Linked DNA regions of Homo sapiens: region 1 is linked to region 2. Evidence: read pairs that join two places in POLR2A ChIA-PET (ENCODE). Cell type or tissue: HepG2. All regions are shown on one strand. Links, peaks and the distances in the headings refer to the core of each region. The heading gives the core; the rest is flanking DNA. Region 1 overlaps CEP112 (centrosomal protein 112). Region 2 has its middle 32 kb from the start of AXIN2.

The links. Peaks named below come from ENCODE experiments on the same cell type or tissue, not always from the same donor. Only the 100,000 strongest peaks of a DNase experiment are listed, where the experiment ranks them.
Region 1: POLR2A ChIA-PET joins it to region 2 with 11 read pairs; 2 of 35 experiments call an interaction of 5 or more read pairs at or near these places.

Annotation. Positions count from the first base shown.
Region 1 is chr17:65,915,189-65,918,099 of GRCh38, reverse strand. The region is part of intron 19 of CEP112 (centrosomal protein 112); the gene reads left to right. Among named protein-coding and RNA genes, the nearest start is that of CEP112, 280 kb to the left of the region's middle. In HepG2, for the core only: no CTCF peak of the experiment used is centred there; a DNase peak (open chromatin) is centred at 1,489.
Region 2 is chr17:65,592,293-65,595,203 of GRCh38, reverse strand. No RefSeq gene overlaps it. Among named protein-coding and RNA genes, the nearest start is that of AXIN2, 32 kb to the right of the region's middle. RefSeq lists an enhancer at 750-1,565. In HepG2, for the core only: no CTCF peak of the experiment used is centred there; a DNase peak (open chromatin) is centred at 1,663.

The DNA.
Region 1 (2,911 bases), core at 121-2,620, 320 kb before region 2:
CAAGCAATTCTCCTGCCTCAGCCTCCCAAGTAGCTGGGACTACAGGCACACGCCACCACGCCTGGCTAATTTTTTCTTGTATTTTAGTAGAGACAGGGTTTCATCGTGTTGCCCAGACTGGTCTTGAACTCCTGAGCTCAGGCAATCCACCTGCCTTGGCCTCTCAAAGTGCTAGGATTACAGGCGTGAGCCACCGCGCCCAGCCAGGTTTCTTTTAAATGAGACTATTTAGTCTACACTGGAAAAGGAGATGGTGGAAAGGAAGAGAGGGAGGAAAGGGGAAGACACTCACTAGTGTATGTTCCCAAGAAGGTGGAGATACTGGGCAGCTCCCCACATCACGTGGGGAGCTGCTGGCCTTGGATGATGGCCAGGTCTGTCTCCTGTGCCTCGTGAGAAAAGAAGGGAAGGCCAGGTGTGTAGAAGTTTGTGGATCTGCAAAAGGCAGATGAAGACATTCTTATTACTGAGGTTTTTCTTTGTCAGATAGGCGGCAAAATCATTTGCTGAGACTGGAGGAATTACATGGACAGGAGAGCAAATAAAAGTGGGAATTGTTTAAAATTATTTGGGTGATAGCAAGACTGATCCAAGTAGAAAGACTTCGTAAACTTTCTCTTCGGTATTGAGGTAATGTGGTAAATGACCATGGATTTGTGGGGCTCCCTAAAATCCCTTCCAAATGGATTACCATATGACTTATTGATTTCTAGATATGTATGATTTATGGTACATCCAGTATGCTGCTCTTACTCTCTTTTATTCTTGCTTACCTTATCATACTCTTTTTGAAAGTCTTTTTTTGCTTGACCTTCCTCTTCCAATTCCTAATACATTTTTGAACCCCAGCTACATATCAGCCCCTGTGGTCCTCAGTGGTGATCAAGACAAATGCAATCCTTGATCTAATGATGCTTCCTTTCAACTTACTTCTTTGAATAAGCACCAAATTCAGGGAATGCAGCTACACCACAAGTCACAGATTGGTCCTGCAGGCAATGGCAAAGTACCAGATTCCCAGCCATTAGGCTGCCAGACTCAGAGCCCCAGGCTGTGAGGCTATAGAGCCTGGGCCCCTGTGTCCAGGTCCAGTGGTCGGAGCCTAGAGTCATAGAAAGGGTGCTGATATTTAGTGAAAGGCAATTGAAGAGCCTTCTCTTCCTCTTTTTTTTTCTTTTGGCCTGGAGCTGTTCTCATCTAGGTTAAAACAAGTGGCACCTTTAGCTAGAGTGAATATTAAAAGAGCAAAGATGGGCTGGGTGCAGTGGCTTATGCCTGTATTTCCAGTAACTCAGGAGGCCCAGGAGGGAGGATTGCTTGGAGCTAGGAGTGAGAGACCAGCCTGGGCAACGTAGTGAGGCCCCCATCTCTATTAAAAAAAAAAAATTAGACTGGCATGGTGGCTTGCACCTGTGTTCCAAGCTATTTTAGAGGCTAAGGTGCGAGGGTTGTTTGAGCCTGGGAGTTCAAGGTTACAGTGAGCTTTGATAGCACCACTGCACTCCATCTAGCCTGGGTGACAGAGCAAGACCCCACCCACCCATTTCAAAAAAAAAAAAAGAAGCTGTTTTCCTGGATAGTGATATGGACTAACTCATTATTCCTTCTTTAAGTACATTAAAAATATAAAGTGGAACTAATGCCTTCTCAATCATTCATTATTTCACACATGTTTATTGAATTACTATGTGCTAAACACTCTTCCAAGTGCTTGGGATATAACAGTGAACAAAATATAGAGTCTTTACCCTTGTGATGGAAGAGAAAAACACTACCACTACCCACCACCACTACTCCTACCACACATACACACACACACACACACACACACACACACACACACACACACTCTTTTTCAAAACATAATTTAAGGTAGGGTGAGGTAATGATAACTGTTGTGAAGAAAAATAGAGCAAGCTAAAGTGTTTGTGAGTGAAAGGGCTACTTTATAAATGGTTATTATTTTATACAAGGTGTTATTGTAGATAAGATTGTTAGTGAAGGACTCTACTGAAATGATATTCAAATTAAGACCTGGATGAAGTGAAGGAGGAAACCATACAAAAACCTGAGGTAAGGAAAGAACATTCCAGGTGGATGGTTGCAACAGCCATGAGATGGGTTAGTTTGTAGCTGGAATGGAGTGAACTTGGAAGAGAGTGGTAGGAGCCAAAGTACAGTACAGGGTAGATTTTGTCACATCCTATGGACCATGGTGGGAGATTGGATTTTATTCTGAGTGTGTTGAGAAGCCACTGGAGCATTTGAGCAAGATCTGGTTTGCTTTTCTCTTTTTTTTTTTTTTTTTTTTTGAGTTTGAGTCTCACTCTGTCACCCAGGCTGGAGTGCAGTGGTGTGATCTCAGCTCACTGCAGCCTCCGCCTCCTGGGTTCAAGCGATTTTCCTGCCTCAGCCTCCCAAGTAACTGAGACTACAGGCACCCACCACCACGCCTGGCTAATTTTTTATTGTATTTTTAGCAGAGACAGGGTTTCACTATGTTGACCAGGCTGGTCTCGAACTCCTGACCTCATGATCCACCCACCTCAGCCTCCCAAAGTGCTGGGATTACAGGCGTGAGCTACTGCACCCGGCCTAGTTTGCATTTTTGAAAGATCTCTCCAGTTGCTGTGTGGAGCTTTGATTACGATGGAGGCAGGAGAGGATGCAGGGGACCTAGTTAGGAGATGATTGCAGTGGGCTGGTTAGAGGTTACCGGGCTGGGACTAGGGTGGGAGTGGTGGGGGAGACAGGGAGTAGTCAGATTTGGGATCTATTTTGCAGGCAGGACTTGTCAATGGTTGTGAAATAGAATGTAAGGTAAAGAGTGGGCTAAAATGTGACTTAAAAGTTTCCCAACTGAGCAACCAGGTGGATGGTGGTGACAGACACTGATACATGAGTAGAGAGA
Region 2 (2,911 bases), core at 300-2,799:
CTAGGCCTTTGGAGAAAGTATGAGAAACATTTTGATCTTTTCACATAAACCACTCTACTTTTCAAAACCTGCTGTCTTTTTTTTTTTTTTTTCCCAGAGTGCTAGCTGAGTGTGTGTGTAAATACGAGAGAGGAAATAAAAACCCAACACAGGAGCGTTTTGAAATAAAAACCCAACAGGCTCATTTCAAATTGAATCCCAAGCATACACATTAGGGTCTCCAAGCTGTTTGTCCTTCTTCCCGGCACTGGCAGGAGGGCCTGACTCAAGTTATTCCTATGAACATGAGAATGCTCAGCCATTGCTTCCTGTCTGAACAGACTCAGGGGGCTACCGGCTGCCTCCCTTAAACTCAGAGTCACATGAAGCCCAGACCCCAGAACCCAGGCCAAGGGGACCCGTGCTGGCTCCAACATCCAGCAGGCAGAGGGCAGGCCTGTTTGTCTGACCCCCTCCCAGGCTTTCTCACCAGGGCTTCCAACCCCCAGCCTTCATGACACATTGCAGGAGGAGATGCTGGCTTTGTGGTTGCAAACACTGTCAGGACCTAGCAGATGGAGAAGGGAGCTTTCCAGATGTTGCACACAATAAAAGGAGTTTTTATTTTATTATTTCTTTTTTTAATGAGGAGTAGGGGAGTTGTAACAAGGGCAAAATGTGAGCTTTCAAATCCTCAACTGGCGGTGTTTGTGTGTGCATGTGTGTGTCAGGCTGAGAGGTGCGGGCTGCGCGGTGGAGGGGCAGACGCGGCTCTGTCACATCTAAAACCAAGCTGGGGCAGCTCCTCGTTACTGGAGAAGGCTTCTTGCTCATTCCAGTGCGACTGGCTCTTCCCCCCTGTGTTTTCGTCTTCTCTGTGTAGACAAGCATTCCAAATGGGATTAAATGAAAAGGAGAAATGAAACACACATTGCCAACATTCGTTAGTGCACACACGCTCCGTTTTTTTGTTGTTGTTGTTTTGTTTTGTTTCCTTCTTTTCTCCTCTCTCTCTCTTTCCTTCTCTCTTTAAACAGGGAGAGGCCAGCACCAAGTATAATAATCCTGAAAGAGCTGCTGCCTCTGGGAACCCAGAAAGACTTTTGCGAAAAAAAAAAAAGAGTTGTGGTGTTTTTTCCTCCTGATGGTGAGGATTTAAGTGAAACTGACTTTGCTCTTTGGTGGGAGAAGCGGCATGGAAGTTTCCCCTTTTTCTGGCAGCGTCTTTGGGGGACGGATCTTTTTAATAAGCCATTTCCTGGCGCTTGAATAGTTGGTCCCCCTCCCCCTTTAACAGTGTCATGCACCATGTCAGACATCAAAGCCCTAATTAAACCCATTCTTTAATTGTGTCTTTTTGCTTCATTACTTTCCCTTCCCCTTTGATGAGGGCTGCACCTCTCTGATCGCCCCCAAATTATCGTTTTCTCTTTATTTTCTAGAAGATCTGAAAATTGCTCGCTGGGTCATTATCAGGTACCCCCACTTCCTTTTTTACTTCTTCAAGTTGGGGACACGGGGCCTTCTCGGCCCCCATCCCCCACCCCCCATCCCCCTTCCCCCCAACGGTTAAAGGGATATTCACACCTTTTCCCCTCCCGGGTCTTCTATTCTTATGAAGTTTCCATTGATTATTGTCCTGAAATTCCTTGGTCCAGTCATAGATAAAAGGATAATGACTTCAAAGGGAAGAGTTAAGAGTTTAACCCCAAGCGAAGAGAGTGGACAACTAGGTAATTGAGGGTAATAACCCATCACAGACTTGCTTTCAAAGGATCGCCCAGCTGAACTCTCAGGTGGCTTTAATTTTATTAACATTTGTAGCCGCTGACTTGAGAAGACGGTCTGGAGACATTACAAGCTTCAAAGCTCCAGGTAACACTCCGCCCGGCCGGGAACCTGACATCAATTTGGGCCTGAGCGCCCCCCTCATACGGATGGCAGTGACTGCTGCTAACCCCAAACTTCTCTGCCAAACCAGACCCCAGAAACTCTGGGGAGGCGAGATCAAAAGTCCCACTCAGCCACACCCCTCCACAACGGCAATCAAGAATTCAGATCAAACAAAGACACTTAAAGGCACAAGGTTTGGGGGCGGAGGGGAGGAAAGCCTTCCTTTCTTGGTGTCAGTGGACCTGGGTCTTCATGGGTGCGCCCAGGGCACCCATGAAGGCTTTGCAGGGCAGGCTGGGAATCCCCAGGGACCAGGGAGCCCTGTGGGTGGGAGGAGGGCTTGATCCCTCAGGGGCCTCCCCCGCTTCCCCCACCTCTCTCACTCTCCTTGCATCCTCTGAGACATCCCTGACACCCATCAGAGAGAAGCAGACCTGGTGACCGGGCCAACATCTTTATTTTATGAATGAGAAAATAACATTTCAAAAGCCAAGATGGCTTGCCTGGAGAGCACCCGTGAATTGGTAGTAGCAGAACCCCCACCAAAGGCAGAGCTGACTCCCACAGCTAGAGCTGGATGAGCAGACAGGACCTGGGGAAGAAAGGAAGACTGCATCCAACTAGAACATTGCCCCAGGGAGACCCAACACTTGTATGACACTGGCATCAGCCCTGGCTAGCATCTTTCCAAGGCCTCCTGGCGGCTTCTTGCCCTGCACACCTGTGCGTTGCCCTTCAGTAAATCCCAAAGCCAGAGGGGGCCTCCCCTGGGTCATCATGGCCCCTGGGGTGCCATCCCCTGATTTATTGGGCTGATTGCCCAGCTCAGGTCTCCATTCTAGGGGTTGGAGAGGTTGGAGGGGAGCTCAATAGACTTCCTGGCCACCAAAATTGGGAGGCCTTCCTGGCGCATGGCTTCAGGCTGTCCTTTCGGCTGTTAGAAGTTTAACAAAAAGCCTTTGAAATGGATAGATGCTTGACCAGCTGCCAGGGCAGCTATAGCCTCTCTGCAAACTCGGGGCAGGGCTCTCTGACCACA